Linked DNA regions of Homo sapiens: region 1 is linked to region 2. A link is a loop called in an ENCODE intact Hi-C map of the cell type or tissue named here. Cell type or tissue: PC-3. All regions are shown on one strand. Each heading gives the region's core, and the rest is flanking DNA. Links, peaks and the distances in the headings are about the cores only. Region 1 holds the start of CPVL-AS2 (CPVL antisense RNA 2). Region 2 overlaps CPVL (carboxypeptidase vitellogenic like).

Region 1 (10,195 bases), core at 1,281-9,280, 54 kb before region 2:
GACAACTAACTTCAGTTGCTGGCTGAAGGTAAAAGGAAGATGGAATGGACGTTGGAAGAAGTTCATTCTCAATTATTATTTAACTATTATCATCATCAGTCAACTAGTTTTGTTACCAGTCACCAAAACAAAACCCGTAGCAGCTATGCACATTTTCTTCTTTGTTTACTCTGCATAACACTGAGTGTTGGTGGTTAATTTTACAACTTAGCCTTTAGGTTGTAGAACATCCATTATAAAAGGTGCAATGGTGTCTGAAAGGAAAAAATTTAACATCACCCTGGGATGAATACAGTGGCTGAGGCCACTATCTTACAGGGTTTTACTCTGAATTATCTGTTTTAGGGAGAGAGTGAACTTGTGTTCATCTGTGTGAGGAATAAAATTGCATTCTGTGAGGAAGAAGTGTGATGTTGCTGTAGGGTGCGTACAATGGAATGTGTGGATGCTGAGTAGCAAAAGGGTGGATGTGCTGGATTGTGTCTCTTGACTCTTAAGTCCAAGTCCACCCTTCTGGATAATCCTCCATCCTCTTTCCCAGACTCACTCATCCAGCTGGTTTCATGGGAGGCGCTGGTGCTAGGTTCCAGTGTGGGAGGAGGAGATTAGCCATTTTCCCCAGCTGGCCTGGACTGCCTGTGCTCTGGGCTCCAGCAATCCGGGGATAGTTTCAGCAAGATCAACACTGAGTATCCCTGACAGGATTCAGCCAAGGGCCAGTGGCAGCTTCCCAGCCTCTTTGGGTAAGAGCCCCTTCTTTTTTTGCTCCTCAGTCCTTCCAGTAGTTTTTAACCAATTTCCTGTGTTCCATCCTACTCTGCTTGAGATATATAGAGAGGTTTCTACTTTTGTGTTTGAGCACTGAATGATACATAGTTCCTTCCATATCAGTCCATAGTGAGCTTCCTCATTCTCTAGTCAAAAAAAAAAAAAAAAAAAAAAAAAAAACCCAAACAAACAAACAAACAAAACAGGAATACATCATATTTATATGAGAAGACCCAATAATGGATATTTAGACTGCTCTCAATCTGCTCTTTTAATCAATAAGAGTAGTAAGTACATTTCCATTTCAGGAAAGTATTATCAAGGCATATATTTGGAAATTTTTGTGTCTTACCCCACTTGGAATTTTACGCGCCAGAGCTCTTATGCAGGAATCTAAATGGCTGAAATAGGATTAAACTAGACTGTGGAATCTAGAGAGCGTTCAACTGCAGCTGGTTATTTATTGCTTAATAAGTATTTTGAAGTATTGTTCGGCTATGTCCTAGCCTTATCTCTTCCAAATGAATTGCAAGCACTCGGAGCTTGATTTTTTGTCATCTTTTGAATATGTAAATGTGTCATGTTGGGAGGGGGGTTGGTAGTACCTCCCTCCTCTGTGATTCATGTCACCTGAATGTGTCATCCTACTGGCAGTCTAGGAAGAGCCCTGCATAGGTCTTAGGTTTTCTCTTGAGGAAGGAGCTCATGACACAGCCAGCACTTCCACATAGGATAGTAGCTCAAATAGAGGTCCAGTTTGTTTTATTATTGGGCTTATTCCAAATTCCTTTCCTGGGGCACTGTGCTTTAGAAATGCTTTTTTCTTAATTATGAAATATTTTAATTGATTTGTGGGCAGTGCCTCTTATTCAGCCTGTGCAGCCAGTCCCTTTGGTCCAGCTCAGGGTTGGAGGACTGCCTGGACCTGTTCAACGCCCTCAGCCCCGTGAGGCCGCCTCAGGCCATCTCACCCATCTGACACTGCTTCCACTGACCACAGAATGAAGGCCTCTTTAGCTCTTTGCTAGCTCCATCCCCCAACTCTGTTTCTTGATTTTATCTTCTTTAATTAATGAAGTGCACTTTTGCTATCTTCTTAACTTTTAGGTATTCAGATGATTCTGCCGTTCCATTTCCAGCTCTTAGACTCGTTGAATGTTCTAAAATGGGAAAGGCTGGGTCCTGTTTATAGTTGCCTTGCCAACTCCCAATCAGCCTTTTCCTAAGGAAGATTTTTCTTTAGCCAGTCTACACTTTCATAGCAACTTAGAGTGTGACAGGAATCCTCAAACATTCAGAAGTGACTTGGCCGGTAGAGATCCGGAGTTGCATTTCTAGCATGAATATCCAGCCTTGTCCCTTGAGGGTTCAACTTTAATAATCTTTAACATAATCCCTTTAAAACACAAATCCCTGGCAGATCCAAGCTGCTTTGGTACAAAAGTTCTAGAGATTAAAACCAAAGCTGCTTTCGGTGGTAGTGCTGTTATACTGTCAATCCCATTGCCAGCCAAATTAACAGCATACATTTCTGATAACCCACCTAATGCTGGTAAGCAATCAATAGCCAGATTCATTTAACTCTCAGAAGCTTAAGTGCTGTTAAATCACATTTCCTGTTCATGGGGCTGAATCCTAGAAGATGTGCAAGAGTTGTTTTTTCAAGTACTCAGTGGAAAAAAGAAAGAAGGCATGTAAAGGAAAAGGTTTTAGTACTTATATGTTATATTGATTATATATAACATTTATATTCACTGTAATATTGAACAAAAATAGTTTATACTGATCATTTACTACACGAAACAGCATTACCTAAGATAAATGGTAACTGATTTGCTAATTTTCTAGATAGTCACATTCACAGATAAGTTCACAGCTGGATCAGATACACCGTTAACAAAAACTGGTTTTTAAAACTATCAAAACAGGAAGAACATGGAAACTTCATCCCTAAATCCTCAATGGCACATTGGAGATTTCTTAACGCGTATTGCTTTTCTTTTCACTGGAATTCCACATGCAAGTTGTGAAGTGCAAGACTGAACTATTAGAAGCTCCAGATTTGACATGATCGCAAATTAGTTTTACCTCTTGCTGGTACATATTCCCTATGTTCAGGTTCATAGAAATCCCAGAAAACACATAGGTCTCCATCTGAATTTTGGTCAAAGGATTCAGTTCTACCTCTTTCATCCTGGCCCAGTTTTACTGCTGGGAGTCTCACTGGCTTTCTCTTTAGCCGTCAACAAATTTGGAGCAAGCTTTTCTCTCTGGGAAAAGATTACATATGGCAGTCTGGATTTTAGTTTATATTTTCATTATAAATGAGAGAGTCTTTTAAAAAGCCACTTAAGAATCACTGCACAGCTTCATGTGGGATTTGGCCAACGGTTGTTGGGGTTCTAAGCTATTAAATCAGCTTTTTTCTAACTGCGAAAAGCAGAGGTTGAAATTTTATATTTTTTCAACTCCTCAACCAGTGGCTTAAGTAGTTGAGTTATTAAGAAGAAAACAATATGGAGTATTTTTCAGAATTAGACATTCGCTTTTGGTTTGTTTATCCACAGATGAAAAGAGTTGAGAAGATTTCATCTTAGCATATCTAATTTGAATTACATCTCTTCTACCAGAATCCTTTTCTCGGGCATAATGTAGCGGGAACCATCAGTTTGTTATTGCTGGCAGGTCTCAGCTTGTAACCAACAGAGGAATATTCCAGTCCTGCCATGACACAAAATAGAATTTGTATTCGTACTGGAAGAAAGGGTTGACTTTCTAAATACCTTATTGTAGTTTATGAGTTTAAATTAAGCTAGATTTTTTAAAAAATCTATTTGTAAGGGTCTCATTGCCTCTAAAGAGCAAAACTAGGTCAAAACTTCCCTTAACTTAAAGGTGGATAAACAATTCTATTTCACATAAAATACCATGAAATTGAAAAGATGACCAAACTCACAATTTCCCATTAGAAAATACCTCAGTTCATTCAACAATAAATATGAATGAACATTTACGAAGTGTCAGGTGCTCCACTAGGAGCTGTGAACACAGGACAGAATAAAACAGACAAAAGTACCTGTCCTCGTAGCTTTTCTTAAGGCTTTCTGGAATGAACTAAAACATTAATGAATTGTTAATATGAAAAACAAACTAGTTTTCTTCATTAAATGGGTGTAGTTGCCAATGTAATAAAAATTATAAGTTAAAAATACTATCCAAGAATTTCTGTGACACCAAGACCTCTGAAGGTCTTTGCTACTGTGCTGATTGCAATGAACAGAACTTTTATATCCATTTGTTCTAGGAAAGTGTTGTTCTCTGGATACCATGTTGCCAAAGAAAAAAATATATCGTTTCTGGGTAGATTCAGAAACAGAGCTGTAAATGATTCTGGCAGGATGAGCATGGAAGGGAGAAGATATTAACAACTGGAAAATGGCCTTGTTGCCAGAGGCTCCATATGATGGCATTAGAAGCCACATGATAGAATTAGACTTGAGGTTATATGCAGGTCTGGTTAAGCTCAAAGCACCCATCAACTCCTTATGAACTGATTATAAGACAGCCATAGAGGCAGCTGAATGCACCTTTTATTATCTCAGTCAGGGAAGTCTTCATTTGAAATCCAGTGTGTGGGGAGAGTGATAAGAAATCATGCCTATATTCCTAGATGACTACCATCCTACAATCCCACCCACCCATCCCTCAGTTTCTATCTTCAGCCCCATCACACAGGACCCGCTCATTCGGGAAAGTTCCAACCTAGAACATCCCCATTGCTCCAGGGAAAGAGGAAAGAAGAACAGAAGCAGCAGGAGGAGGAGAGAGAGGGAGGGTGGAAGGAAGTACTTCTGTCTTTGCAAGTGGTTTAGGTGTTCTGGGTGGTGCCAGCTGAGATGCAGCTGCTTTTGTCTTTGGACATCCTCCCACCTGGGCACCTGGGCACCTGGGCGCCATTCTCCATCTGATGCTAATCATCTCCACCAAACTGTGGGTTGTTTGTTGGTGGTGATTATGGAGTTTGTTTTTTACCCTTATATTTCCCATTAATTTTGTCCTGGCTTAGGTTTGTTTTCCTTCTGGTAATACAAGTCTTGAATAAATTCATTTGTTGCTTATGGGCAAAAGCAAATCTAACACAGCCAAAGACATCTTCAGACCTTAAGAATGTTGGTTCACCTGTAAAATTTGCATCTACTCCAAGAACACTTAACAGAGCCCTCCCTTTTGGCTGTCAACATGCCCCTTCCACTTCTCCTGGGGCTAAGAGGCCACCTCAGAACAGGTCCCACAGCTTCTCCAGAAAGAGCTATGCCCAAAGCAGATGGAACAATAGGAGGCTGCATCAGAGAAGAGTGTAGACTTGCTGTCTGATTTCTATTAAGTTCTTTCTGATTTTTTTTTTAAAAGCCAGGCACATGTTTATTTTCATAGTCAAAGAGTTGTAATCTTGGACATTGAAAATAAATACATTTTATGTATTTTAATTTATGGCTGTACTCTTAGGTAATTTTACTTGGTTTGAGCTCTGTTTCATTGTTTTACAAAGTGGTCTGGCTCCTTTAAGAAGCCACAAGTTGTAGACATTGAATCAAGCTGAGTCATTCATCCAGAGAGAGAATTAGGAACAGCTGGGGGCGGCCACTAGCAGTAAAAGCAGAGGCCTGAGAGGAACAAAATGCCTCTCTAGGAAATGTTCCAATACTTCAACCCCAAACAGAGAGAGGAAAATCTCACAGGCACCATCTTGCTAATGATGGCAAATCCCTGAGAATTGTGAAGCAAGGATGTTCCTGGGCCAGAGACCAGACTCTGGCACCTGCAGCCAGGGGCCAGGAGGGGTCGTGTGGGCCAGCACACCGCCACAGGATATTGGTCTTCAAAGGGTTTGGTGGCCCACGGGTCTCCCTTTCTATAAAATTCAGGGCTACTGAGCACCCTCTGTGACCCTTGAAAGGGTCAATTGCCTCATGACCTCTTTGCCCCAGTTGTTGGAGCCAGTTAGAGAGAAACTGAATTTCAGTGAGTTAAAGGATGACATTAAAAGTTGCAGTATGATTAAATGAAGACAACAGGACATGGTATTGTCTCCGGTGTGGAAAAAATAGAATCTGCAAACAATAAAAGACTAGAGGAATAATAATACTGTGGTTATATCTGGGCTATGGGCATTTTGGCCATTTTTATGTTCTGTGTATTTATTTATATTTTTATGTGTTATGTCTTACTTCTCAGTGTGGAATAAATATCCACATTTGGTCCCTCCCTTTTTCAGTCAGTATTTTCTAAGCACATTCTGTGTGCCTGGCACTCTGCTGGGGAAGCAAAGGAAGCAAGTCCCAAGGCTTTACCTTGAGCTGCCACCTTCTATGGCACTGAAATCACCAAGCTCTCCCTGGGGTAGCTGAGCTTCTCTTCTCAGGGCCTGGGCCCCTTGCTGGTCCTCAGTGCCGGTCATGGACTCTGCCCAATACAAGTGAGATTCATGGCTGCCCTTCACTCCAGCCCTGCTCAGACATCAGCTGTCAGGAAGGACTTTCCTGGCCCCTCCGTGGATCACACTCTCACCTCCCATCAGGCTTTACTCTCCTTACCCTGCTGAGATTTTCATTATAGCACTTAGCAATATGTCTTTCTGTATGCATGTAGATATGTATGCATGTTGAACACTGACCTCTCACGGGAATGCACTGTCTTTGAGGAAGGGTCTTTAATCCTGCTCATTGCTGTATCTCCACGACGCAGAACAGTGGCATGCTAAGTCTTGTTGACTTGAAGTCAGGTGCTCTTCCTCAAGGGGAAAAGTTGTATTAGGTGTACTTGAATATATAGAGAATGAATCCCGATCCACAAATGCAGGTGATAAGAAATGTGGCTTCTATTTTCTACAATGATATTTTTAAAATTATGAATTCCCACTCTGCTGGCAGAGTGGAAAATTTCAGAGGGTCCTCTGCCAATCAGGCCATCACATTGTGCCTGTCCCCAAAGTCCCTTCGTGCCTGGCGGCCTTCTGCTGCTTCTGGGCAAGGCTGAAAACCTCAGTACCTGTGGCCCCCGCTCCCCAGCTCCTCCAGCTGGAAGCTCTTCCTCTCCCGGCTCTGGCCCAGACCTGGCCCCTGCCAGGAAGAACCTGCCGAACTTGCTCCTTGCCTCAGCTAGGGGAATTACCTTTTAGTCTGACAATTCTTGCCTGTTTTTCCAAGCCATTCTGTTTCCTCAAACCCAATCCTCCCCTTGGACTCTGGCTTTTTAGAAGACAAAAGCCAGAAATGCTCCCAGGGTCCTTCTGCATCTCATCCTGCCGCTCACCTCCCTAAAGCAAGTACACGGGTCAGCTATACCTGCTCAAAAGGGCAATGAAGAAGGAAAACGTCAGTAACTCTGACTAAAGGCAGAAACGTGCTTTCTTGGAGTGAGACAGAGAATGCACAGAAGAACATGATTATAAGCAGGGAGTGGGTAAAGAGAACAGGGAAGGAGGGAGGCTTACTGGCCCTCTTATGCTTTTGAGCTGGGTCTCAAAGGCTGGGCGGGATTTCATTTGACAGAGCACACCGAACAGAAAGGCAGGAGCAGAAAGAAAATAGAAGTGGTGTTTGCATGAAGGTAAATCATCTCATCTGACTAGACACATTTGAGCAGTGAGAAAATAAACCAAAAAAAGTAGGCTGGAGTCAGTTTGTGGCAGGCCTTCAGAGCCCAGGGTGTTTTGACATCAACTTAAGTAGTTGGCAGCCATTGAGTCAGAGAGTGAGTTGATTAGACTGCTGTGTTAGAAAATGAAATAGCAACGCTGTCTAGGATGGATTAATGGCTGGGACTGTTGAAAGACTAGAGCAGGGAGACCTTTCAGTAGGTTGTGCAATCATCTAGAAACTGGAAGGAAAAGGAGGAACGAGCTGCAAAAGATACTGCTGAAGAAGAGTAAACAGACTTTGGCCACTGGGTGAATATAAAAGAAGGACAAGAGAAAGCTGTTGATGGTAAGAATGTGGATGTTCTCACAGACCAGGGAAAACGAAGGGAAGCTGCTGGTTTGCGGGAGGATGAACAGGCTGGTCATGTTGAATCTGAGTTTCCATCAGGACAGCTGGAGCTATGGGCAGGGAGCTCAGAAGAGAAGGCAGGACTTTCCCTGTGATAGGAAGAGAACAGGGTCATGATGCTGTGGGAGTATGTGGTGGTAAAAGAGGAAAATTGAGGGATATGGTGTTGGTTGCTTTGATCTTCTCAGTAAGGTAGGAGACAAGGCCATTCGCTGAGATAAGGGAAGCCACACTGTGTCATCTTGGAGTTTGAGAGTGGACATGGTTTGAAACAGCTGCACCAGTGAACAAAAAAGGTGTCAATTACTGAGGAGCAAATGTGTAGACCTGTACAACCTCAAGTGTTCTCTCCCATAAATACAGAATCCTTTTATGGTGATTTAATAAAATCTGTCCAGGCAGATGTGAGAAGAAATAGCCTTTAAATCGCATATCTAGTTTGAGGCATGTATTATGTTTTATACTCTCTGATTTCTGGTAGATAGTTCTCTCTTTCTTATTGCTATGCCATTTATTAGCAATTTATCTGTTTTGTAAATTTATCAAGATGCTAGAATCCCTCAGCATGGTACACATGAAAACGTAGCAACCAGTCATTGCCAGCTCTCATGGTATGTTTCCCGCTGTCGAACTTCTGTCCCCAGAGACGCTTGTCATCACCTGCTGTCTACTCCAAATGCCAAGTTGTTTTCTTCACTTGGTGGCTTTGGGCAGAGGGGGAGAAATGGCTCATCACAAAGACCAGCAGCACCTTGGGCTTCAAAGGTGGGGGTTACACCTGCACCTGGGGCTAGGGAGAAAGGGGCAAGCTTAACATTCATCTCACTTTCTGGGGTGGTACCAAACGTTGCTGCTGGTGGTTCAAGAACTCATCCCATTTCACCTCCTTTTGGTCTTTTCCAAGGCTTCCCACACCTTCCTTGTCTCTCTATATTCTCATCTCTGTTTTCATTTTATGGTACCTGCTGTTGGGGATCTAAGGATTTGTTTGGAGTGAGAAGTAGGGGAGAATAACACAAACCTCTCTGCATTCTTAGCCTTACTAGCATTTTCTTTACTAAAAGACAACTCCATTGGAGTTGTTGGCACTGGTAGTTTTAAGCCACCTGGTTTCAGTTTACGTAACTGAGTATGTCCTAATCACACAGGATTACTGAATTGTTTTTCTCTTCCTTTAATGCTTCTACATTGAATATGTGACTATCAACTCTTTTTTTTTACTCTAATCCAGCCCAAGAAGAGAAAAACGTTCCACTGAAGGGTAGGAAATGGCAGAAAATTTGGAACCGGGGCTCAGAATCGCATGCTTCCCGGGATGGTGCACCTTTCTCTTCTGACTGTCCAGTGAGGGAAGAATGTGATCTAGAAGCAAATCCACATGGACCTTGGTTTACTTATGAGGCCAAAACAGAATTGCATTTCTCATTCCTTAAGAAACTAGAACTCTTAAGGAATTGTTCTGAGGCTCTAGCCTAACAAATATTAACATTTTTCGGGGACAGAGGAGCTAATTTAAGGGAACCGTGACTGATTAGAGATTCCTTTTCCTCTGCCCTAACAAGGAAGACACATTCTAGTGGAATTTTACCCTGAAGAAACTACCTCATTGGAGCAAACAAAATCCACCCTTCATCCAGTCCAAGATCAGCTTCCATTTTCCAGGGCAACATCACTCCAAACCTTTTTTGATAGAATCTACTTTTTTTTTTTTTTTTTAACTTTTGTTTATTTTTGCCCCAAAGCCTTTGGCATTGTCCTCCAGTGAGTCACACTATGGAGCCATTTCAAAATGTCCTCCTTAAAGAATGTTTCTCTTCCCAGGGGAGATGGGAAATTGGTCAATGACAGCATGTTCTGGCATGTTACGGTGCAACGTGTGAGGATTTTAGTAAGGAGATGCCATTTCACACGCCGCCAAGGCCACTTGATGGATGGGCTTGCAGGGAAACAGCCTTCTAGATCTTTCCTGGCTCTACAGAGACAAGATGGAAAAACTAAAGCATGGCCATTAGGGGTTTCTTCCAATCAGTGTAATAAGGGAATCAGTCCTTCTACTCTCCCATGACAGAAGTTTAGGGCAGTCATTTGCAAATTCAGATTTTGCAACAAAATAATTAAATCATCATGGGATGGAAGACAAAAATAAGAGGAGAGAAGGCAGATACTGGCGTGTTTGGAGGCTTAGCAGGCTCCAGCACAGTAATGCTGATGCCCAGGCCTGTACCAGTGATACTCTCTCCCCCTGGAAGGTCTCCAGTCTCACCCCCACTCCTTGGTTTGGAGTAATTAGTCATCCTCTGTCCTCTGTTCTCAAAGCACTTCGGACCTTCATCTATTAAAGTAGGTGGCACACTGGGATTATTTATGCAGTGGTCACC
Region 2 (10,195 bases), core at 1,242-9,241:
CCATCCCTGAGTTGTTAGTCAAGACTTATCTTGTTAGTCAAGACTTATCATAACAAGAGCACCAACTCTCTGGACCAAGAAACAGCAAAGAGCTGAATTGCACAATCTCGCACAGGCAATGTGTAGAAGGTCTACTTTTGGGTACAAATGGAAATCCTTCCTTTGCAAAGCAAGGAAACCATTTTGTATTTCTGAAGGGCACATAAGTCAAATGCAACAAAAAAGAAATCAGAATAACGATCATGAGAAGTGATTTCAAAGGCAGGCCAGCATTAAATATAAGAATTCCAGAGCTCTTATTTGCACCTAAATGTCACATTTACTCTCATGAGCCCCTATAGGAATATCCCAGTTAGGTGCCTCTAGGCTGGGTGAGTGGATGAGATAGCCTAGGACCCAGTGGCTGAGCATGAGAAGCAGGTGGGCACGGCATAGGGGTGGTCCTGAAGCCCAAGGGCACACGCTGGCTACCCACATCCTGATAGAAAAGTTCCAGGGAGGAACTTAGCTCTGACAAGGACAGGTTGGCCAAATATGTCTACACACTCATCCCACTTCTCCCCCGGTAGGGTGACCAACTGTCCCAGTTTGCCCTGGACAGGAGTTGCCCAGCAAGACATGCAGTGCTAAAACTGGGACACTCTGGAGCAAACTTACCCCTAAGGCTTGCTGGTATTTTAAGCAACAAGGTCTAAAGACAGAAGGGAGGAGACAGAGATGAATGCAGCTTTTAGCTACACTTCCCTTGTCAATAGTGATTGGAACAAAACAAGGAACAAGGAAAGAGCTGGTTGGAGTTGGTCTCCAGCGACGTACTAGGCAGTGCCCTGAACATGCATTTCCTCACTTTCCTTTCTGGTCAGCTGTAGGCCTCTGGTAAGGGAGCAAAGCCACTGCTTTTAGAGACTTCTTTTACTCCTTAGAGGGCTGGCTGCTTAGCTTAGTGAAACTGATGGTTATGCAATGTCACAGAAAAATGCTTATCTTATGAAAAAAATCAATGAAAAACTGAGACTTCACTTGTTTGTACTCTAATTATCACATATTTAAAAATGCTTCAAACCTGGGGAAAGAACAAATCAAAATACAGTTATTTGAGCTATGGTTGATTTATTTTAGATTGGCTATCTTCTAGGTTTCTGTTTTGTTTTGTTTTTGGCAAATGTGGTTACAATCCTTTTTTTAAATTTTTTTTAAGAGACAGTCTCACTATGTTCCCCTAAGCTGGAGTGCAATGGCACAATCTTGGCTCACTGCAACCTCCAACTGCTGGACTCAAGCCATCCTCCCATCTCAGCCTCCCGAGTAGCTGGGACTACAGGTGCATGCCACTACACCCAGCTAATTTTTTTGTATATTTTGTAGAGACGGGGTTTCGCCATGTTGCCCAGGCTGGTCTTGAACTCCTGGGCTCAAGCAATCTGCCCACCTCAGCTTCCTTCCCAAAATGCTGGGATTACAGGTATGATCCACCGCACCTGGCCATAGAATGCTTTTTATTTATTGATTTATTTTTCTTCAACTTTTAAGTTCAGGGGTATATGTGCAGGTTTGTTACATAGGTCAATGTGTGCCATGGTGGTTTGCTGTACAGATCATCTCATCACCTAGGTATTAAGCCCAGCATCCATTACCTCCCTCCCCCTGCACCCTCCTGACAGGCCCCAGTATGTGTTGTTCCCCCCATGTGTCCATGTGTTCTCATCGTTTTTTACAAAATAATTCTTTAAAAAGTTTAATTAATTAATTAATTTAGAGACCAGGTTATGAGACTGGCTATTTTTCGTATTTTTGGTAGAGACAGGGTATCACCATGTTGCCAAGGCTGCTCTCAAACTTCTGGGCTCAAGTGATCTACCTGCCTCCTTAAAGTGCTGGGATTACAGGCATGAGCCACTGCACCCAGCCTAGAATGCTTTTATAATGGAAAAAAAAAAAAAAAAGAACAATAATGCTATGAGGTTGGATACCTCAGTTTGGCAAAAGATGAGTCTTTTGGAGAAATAATTTGTAAGAATTCAAATACTACCATACCAGCTCTCATTTTTTTTTTCATGACAACTAGGTAAAAAGCTTAATTTTAATTCATAGACAGTCTTTAAAAACTCATTCCAGAATTCAAGCCTTTCCAAGAGACGGCATTTGGTGACTTGGACCACAAGCATCTTTTTCTTCCTCTTTGTCAAAAGGCAGAGATGAGAAAAGCATCTTTATTATTATTAATTCTTTCTTGCTTTTCAACCTGCTTTCATGTGCATAGAGCTTTATTCTTGTACTGCTTCACAAGGTCAGGAACAGAAGTGTTCCACTGTCCGCCTCCACTTTACTGTTATGGAAACTGTGATACTGTGAGGCAACAGAATGAGTCCTAGATCCCGACTTCCACCCTTCTACCTAAAATTTTTCCTTAAGAAAAGAGCTAAAGTTCCTTCAAACCAACAAGCATTTATTGACTCCCTGCAGCTAACCATTTAGTGCTACCAAAAGCTGCTGGAAACTGAGAGTTAGTTGCATATGAGACACAGTTCACATCTCCGGTTCAGAAACAATCTTGCTCTGTTTGTCTGGCCCTGGTGACATCTCTTAGTCACCTCTCACTTTGGCTCTATGGACAGGATGTGTGTGAGGGCATTACTCACAGTTGGTGGGGAGTGGCCTTGCTAAACCGCTGTGAAATACCAGCAGTGCCTTAAAAACAGGAGCTCCCGAGTGCGTGCTACATCCCCAGGCCTTGCACAGTGCCTGGTACCCCATAAAACCGATGGACAATTACAGGGTATGGATTCTGCTCTTTAATGGTTTCATGTGGTGCTGTATAGTGACCATCTGCTGCTTTTGCATGCCCAGGTCCACTCTCCCTTCTCCTGGAAACTGTACTTTGTGGGTCACCCACACCTTCAGTGGATACAGCCCTGGTGGGAGTTGTCAATCACAGTGTCCTGCCTCCTCTGGCAAAGGATAAGCACATTACCTAAGTAAAGGCACTCAAATGCTCTTTCCCTGGAATTGGAATCATGGGCAGAGGACACAGAGTTCATTGATAAGTCTACTCATTAGTTTTGCTTCCTAGATCCCTAGAATTTTCCCCAATCTGCTGTTCTTTCTTCACCCCACTTCTTCAGTTTTTCCATGAATTCTAAGACCTATCCTGTCTTCCAATCAATTCCATTCATGCTTCAAGTAAGCAGAGTTATTTCTGTCACTGAAACCATGAAATCCAAACTCATACACCTTCGGACCAGTGCAGTGCATGCCAACACACCATAACTGGAACTCGTAGACATGTGGGTGAACTTCCAAGAGCTTCAGCCCCTTTTCTGGACATGAGGATGCGACGAACTATACAGAATTGTAACGAGAACTAATGAGACCATGTACACAAAGTTCCCAGCACAGTGCCTGACACAGAATAAGAGGTCAGTGAGTATTAGGTCCTCCTCCTTCTCAAGCAAGTTGATCATCTGATAATGATTGGAGAGACTCGACACAGCACTTCTTCTAAATAAACCTTCAGAATATAGGGATGGTCTTTCTGTGTCAAATACTTGGTTGTCAATCTCACTCTTTCAGAAAAAGGCCGACTGTAGGAAGAAATCCAGCCAGGATAAACCTGAACTCTATATATATTCAAGCTCTCGAAATAATAACACACCCTTGACTACTAATTTTGCATGCATTGGCCACTGCATCTCAGTCTTTTCTTGAAAGTTAGAGCCATAAATTCATGTATTACTCTTTTAAAGGAACTTCTAATTCTGAAGCCTGGAATTCAAAATCACATGGAATTCCCCCACACTTAAATGCTAGAAAAGTGTGGTAAAGACTATGGCTTTTAAAAGGAAGTTTTTGAGTAATAATAAGACTCTCTTGTTGTTTTTCTTATTATGTTCCAGGAACTGTGCTAAGCATTTTACAGCATTCTCAGAAGGCAGGTGTTATTTATCCCATTTTAGGCACAAGGAGGCAGAGGTGTAAGGAGGTAAGTCAGTGTACCATGATCCCCCAACAGGTGACTGAAATTCAAGTTCAGATCGACCTGAGCCCAAACTGTGTGCTTCTAAGTGCTCTTCCACATTGCCTCACTACTGTCTAAGGTCACTAACCTCCATAAGAACACATTGAACAGGTGCTTTATTCTATATTTGTAATTCCACAAGCAAGTGGCAAACCTAAAGTGTGACTCTTTGACATTAAGGATATATGTTTATAGTTATGTGCATAAACTCTATGGCTGGGTTTGAATCTGACCCCTGCCACTAACTGGCAGTATTATCTTAATTGAGTTAGCCCATCTAGAGCTCAGTTTCTTCATCTGCACAATGGGTATAAGAAAAGTGGCCAGGCGTGGTGGCTCACACCTATAATCCCAGCACTTTGGGAGGCCGAGGTGGGCGGATCACAAGGTCAGGAGATGGAGACCATCCTGGCTAACACGGTGAAACCCCGTCTCTACTAAAATAAATACAAAAAAAAAAAATTAGCCGGGCATGGTGGTGGGCGCCTGTAGTCCCAGCTACTTGGGAGGCTGAGGCAGGAGAATGGAGTGAACCTGGGAGGCGGAGCTTGCAGTGAGCTGCGATCGCACCACTGCACTCCAGCCTGGGTGACAGAGTGAGACTCCATCTCAAAAAAAAAAAAAAAAAAAAGAAAAGAAAAGAAAAGCACATATGAATCGGGAGTATTTATGAAACATGATGCATGTGAAGCATGATAAAGTACACAACGGTACAACAATTTCCAAATGAAATGTTACCTATGGATTAGAATTGTGACTTAGGATGGAGGAGTTAGAACTCCATAAATAACTGCACCAGGCACGCCACTGACTGGACAGAACTAACAGCAGAAGCTTATAAAAGTAGCCGACACTTTCAGACAGAAGTCTTGACCTCTGGCCCTGCCTCAGCCCCGCAAGACCTGTGCTCACTGAGTGATCTTGGATATGTCATCTACTCACTCTGAGCTTTAATTTTCTCCTCTAAATAGTGGAAATAGCTACATCCCACAGCTGTCAGGAGGGCAAATAGGATACCAAACCTAAAGATTTCCTATAACTTGAAGAGCAGGTTTTACCAATGTTTTTATTGCTCTTTATCAAAGATAAACTAAAAAATAAATTCCTATACTGGAGTGCAGAGGTCTTAAGTTGGCTGTGTGAGGCTTGCATTCAGCATGCAGATGTATTTGGTTAGTCCAAATGGTGTTGTTGTAACTGTTTTTCCATTTAGATGCCAGTGTTATGGACCAAATGTTTGTATCCTCCCAAAACTCAAATGTGGAAAACCTAACAGCCAAAGTGATGGTGTTAGGAGATGGGGCCTTTGGAGGGTGATTAGGGGATAAGAGCAGAGCCCTCATGAATGGAATTAGTGCCCCTACAAAAGAGACCTCAGAGAGCTCTCTATTACTCTTTCCACCATGTGAGGATACAAAAAGAGGTCAGTAGTCTGCAACCCAGGAGATCCTCACCAGAACTGATCATGCTGGTAATCTCATCTCAGATTTCCAGCTTCCAGAACTGTAAGAAACAATTTTTTCTTGTTTTTAAGCCCTTAGTCTATGTTACTATGTTACAGCAGCCTGAACTAAGACAGTCAGCATTTAAATATTCGGAGATCTGACCAGGCTGGGCCTGTATTTCCTCTCAGCCACAATGAGCTAACACTTTGCGGAGCTGTAACCCTGAGGCACACCCCCACCCCTGCCCTGGTATCCTCACACACACAGGCACAGGGTGGTTGTCATTTATTCAATGCTTATGCTACTGTTTTTCTTAGAAGAGAAAAATATTCTCTGTATCCATACCTCTGTCATGGGTAAAAAAGATCAGTAGGTCTCAATCCAACACTATCCATTTATTTCACTTCCTTCCTGGATTTGCAGGTGGTTAAGTGTTCCCTCCATCTGAAATGGAAGGGAAGTGGCCTTTTGTCTGAGTTGGAGAAGAGGGCATGCTCACTTGTGTATGTAGTGTGTTTTGTTTGTTTTTTAGTTTACTCATATGAGATCTCTGCCTATTCAACAGACACGTTTATGGAGAGACTAAGGACTAAGTACCATGGGAACAGGTATGGAAAGCTGTGACCCCTGTCTTTCAAATGCTTCAGATTTTTTTTTAACTTTTCAAAGCAGTGAATACTCAGAAAAGGAAAGGGAAATTTATGCTTTCATTCTTTAAGTTTTCCTTAGAAGAGGGGCCAAGAAAAGTCAGTTTCACTTAAACCTTTCTAAAATGCTAGTCCTTTTAACAATTCAAATCATAAATTGAATTTCAGGTTCTAGATGCACATAAATCAGCAGTTTATTCATGAGTTTAACTATCTCAGCAAGAAAACCTTCTCCTAGTAAAGACCTAATGAACAGAATCAGATGAGAATTAACCCTTATTTTAAATAGAGTATGCCTCTGAGGGGTAAATAATTTAAGGCAGATATAAAGCAACCATTTTAGCCAAAGATACCTGCAGAAGAGTACGTTTACAGACACCTAGAAAGATTCCACACTCTATAAGCACAGATTTTCACTTAAAATTTAAGTCAGGCAGTGCCATGATGATAATCAGAGGTGAAAAAAGAACTCTGTGCTTTTAATACAGCCTGAGAGATTAGAGACAGAAATGTATATAAGTGTGCATTTTAGTTTATTTTCATTGTTGCTAGCATGAAAGGCTAAGACTGAAAATAAATCATGTGAGGTCCACTTACTGTTCTAAACTTTAACCATTTTTTGTTGTGGTTAAAAAAAAAAAGCACACATGTTACTGACAGAGAACACAAAACTTTTCTCTTTATTCCCTGCTTACAGCTCTTACTTATTAGGAAAATTACAGAAATACCAGAGAAGGAGGCTTTGGTATCTCAGCACAACAGGAAAGCAAATTGTGCTTTTGTGAGAAGGATGGATTTTTGTTGTTGCATTTTTAGACGAAAGATTTATGCTTATATTCTGGTCCATTTACAATATATCATAATACTTTGCAGACAAAGTTATGCTTTTTTCCCAATGATCTAGTGACCTTAATCTCTAACATTCTGTGGTTTCCTGTTTGGGGAAATGATTGAACAGCAGCCTAAGCTATTCCAGGCTGCACAGCATTCCCAGTTGGCCTCTATCTGTCTTAGTTTTGAATGTTCTCCTGTTCACTAATCCAAAAAAAAAATTCTTTTTTAAGGGAATTTTCCCTACAGATGCTAAATCAATGAAACTCCTGCAAATCAGCCCTCCAAACTTCCTCTTCTGGCTGCTTTACTTATCATTCTTCTATTACAAACTCTAATGTGGCCAGGAGTTCTTTTGGACTGAAGCAATTAGCATGTCCCACCAGTGCCTTCCCCCTAAGCAGAAAAGAATTAATTTCACTATTATCCAGCTCAACAAACAATAATTCCCATGGGTTTCCCAAAAGCTCAGCTGCAGAAGAAAACTTTAATTCAGCTGAGGAGTATAACATTTAAGAAATGTCCCTGACTGGGGGCAGACTTGTTATCTGTCCATGGATAATGCGTTGACCTCAGCTGTCCATCACTCTCACTGTTGGCCATACTTCTTCCTGGTAATTGTGCAGAGTCTTAGGGATGTAATACTCAGGAGGCCTGAGTCCCCAAGGCCTGCTTGAAGAAGACTGGTAGAAAAATTGAATGAAACAGTAGTCATTTCTGCAACCAAGTTGTTCTTAAAAAGAGACATATTTTGCTTTCACGTTTTAAGGAAAAGGGAAGACAAGAGAGTAAGTGAACTTAGAATAAACAGCCCCATGTGCCTCCCATCCCCCTACCAGCTGGTTTTGTCAAGATGAATAAAGAAGAATGGAAGTGGAACAGCAAGTTTGAGTCAGTGTCCAGCGATTATATAAATAATGTCTTTTGGCCAAAAAAAATTATTCCTGCTTTCTTGCACCTTAACTCTAAATTATTTTGCTGCTTTTAGTGGGGAACAACAAAGCCAACTTGAAAAGGATCCAGAAAGCCATCATTCTGATGCAATGATCTTTGGAAAAAAGCTCCCTACCTAGAACAGCACACTTAAACGACTTTTAAGAATGATCCAGAATAATTCTTGTCCTCTTGCTTGAATATAAAAGTCCTGGGGCCCCTTCTAGTCAGTCCTTTACTCTGCTTCTTGTTTCAGGGTCTGCTCTCATGGCTGCTTTCTGATCCCCTTGCCTCTCAAGAATCTCCTCTGACCATGATCAATAACTGGATTTTTTTTTTTTTTTTTTTTTTTGAGACAGGGTCTTGCTCTGTCACCCAGGCTGGAGTGCAGTGGTGCGATCTCGGCTCACTGCGACTTCTGCCTCCCGGGTTTACACCTGGCTAATTTTTGTATTTTTTGGTAGAGACAAGGTTTCACCATGTTTCCCAGGCTGGTCTTGAACACCGGACCTCAAGTGATCCACCCGCCTTGGCCTCCCAAAGTGCTGGGATTACAGGCATGAGCCACCGCGCCTGGCCCAATAACTGAATTTTAATAAACTGACTGTCCCAGGAGCAAGCTCACCCACTCCCACAGACAAATCTCTCCAGAGGAGGAATGTACCCCTGCCTGTCAGAAGGTCAGCTTCAAGGTCACACCTAAGGGTCATCTCCAAAGACTGCAATGTGCTTGACAAAGTTATTACCCTACTAGGAGGTGGGTCAAGGAGCCAATTTCTTTCTTTCTCCACATCATTAAATATATTTAATTAACAAACACACATTTGCATACAACCCAACCAATAAGAAACGGCCCTGCAAGAGCAAAGAAAAAAATGCTTTAATTTATAGACAGTTAAATCTATGGTATCGACCTACATTCTTCAATAAAGTGTATTATAAGCACTTAAAATGTGGCTAGTCAAAATTGTTATGTGCATCTAAGATACACACAGGATTCTGAAGACTCAGTACAAAGAAAAGAATGTAAAATATTTCAATAATTTCTTAGTATCAATTAAAATTAATATGATGACATTATATATATATAGTGTTAAGGACAATATATTGTTAAAATTGATTTCACCTGTTTCTTTTATAGTTTTCATGTGCCTTCTAGAAAATTTAAATGCACATATCTCCCTTGCATTATATTTCTATTGGACAGCACTGCTATACCTTGGGTTTGGTATATACTGGAAAGAAAATTGGTCCTCTCTGTCAATAGCTGCGAAGTAACAGAAGTAAGTAACTTCCAAGGACAGCCACTCTCGGAGGAGCGGTCTGCGGTTCATGAAGCTGGATTAAGGAAATTGGAAACTATGTCCATGTGGAGGAGGAGCAGCAGATACTCCCATAATAGCTATCATTACAGGGGAGCAGACAGGAACTATGGGAAAACCTGCTTGCTATTGGCTTGCCCTGCCAGCTCTCTGCTCCCCAACATTACTACTGTCACTTAAGTTCAAAATATAATAGTAATGGGCCAGGTGCCATGGCTCACACCTTTAATCCTAGCACTGTGGGAAGCTGAGGTAGGAGGATCACTTGAGGCCAGGAGTTTGAGACCAGTCTGGGCAACACAGCAATATCCTCTCTCTACAAAAAAGTTAAAAAAATCAGCCAAGCACAGCAGCATGCTCCTGTAGTCCCAGCTACTTGGGAGGCTGAGGTGAGAGGGTCTTTTGAACCCAGGAGGTTGAGGTTGCAGTGAGCTATGATTATGACACTGCACTCTAGCCTGGGCAACAGTGAGACCCTGTCTCTAAAACAAAACAAAACAACAAAAGAAAAAACAAAAAATAATAGTACCACTAGTAATTGAGTGAATACATTAAGGATTATGAAGAAAGGGAAAAAATAAAACAGGAAAGCTGTGCTCCCTTTCACTAATGGGAAGGAAATGATCCTTCCCAGCTAAAGTGGTCCCGAATGCCAGCAGAGAGCAGGACAGCCTCATCACAGGAGAAATGCTAAACAGCCTGCAAAAAGCATTAACCTAGAGATGCTCAGAAGCTCTCAAAACGGATATGGACAGTGGACGGGGAGGCCCTAGTGTGGTCAGGGAGCAGAGCATTCCGCAAAGTGCAGCCCTCCTTGGATTCTGGCTGACCCATTGGCATTCTCTCCTCCCATAACAAACTTGCCTTCCAGCTTGAGAAAATTCCAGTTTGAATAAAGGTTACTTTGCCTTTCTCTGAGAAGAGGACTGAGAGCGACAGTAGTAGGCACACATCCAAAGAACCAGAAAAGCTACTGCCAGGAGTCTAATTCCCACCTGTTGT

The links. A loop is a pair of places that touch in the nucleus more often than their neighbours do. Peaks named below come from ENCODE experiments on the same cell type or tissue, not always from the same donor. Only the 100,000 strongest peaks of a DNase experiment are listed, where the experiment ranks them.
Region 1: a loop joins it to region 2, with 9 times the contacts of the local background. A loop is called at or near these places in 3 of 110 quality-filtered maps.

What each region holds. Positions count from the first base shown.
Region 1 is chr7:28,979,356-28,989,550 of GRCh38, forward strand. CPVL-AS2 (CPVL antisense RNA 2) reads left to right here and starts at 612. Exons shown (of 5, transcript NR_038965.1): 1 at 612-743. RefSeq lists an enhancer at 6,856-7,355. In PC-3, for the core only: no CTCF peak of the experiment used is centred there; DNase peaks (open chromatin) are centred at 1,416 and 5,376; H3K27ac peaks cover 378 bases.
Region 2 is chr7:29,032,927-29,043,121 of GRCh38, forward strand. The region is part of intron 11 of CPVL (carboxypeptidase vitellogenic like); the gene reads right to left. Among named protein-coding and RNA genes, the nearest start is that of CPVL-AS1, 42 kb to the right of the region's middle. In PC-3, for the core only: no CTCF peak of the experiment used is centred there; a DNase peak (open chromatin) is centred at 2,595; H3K27ac peaks cover 3,329 bases.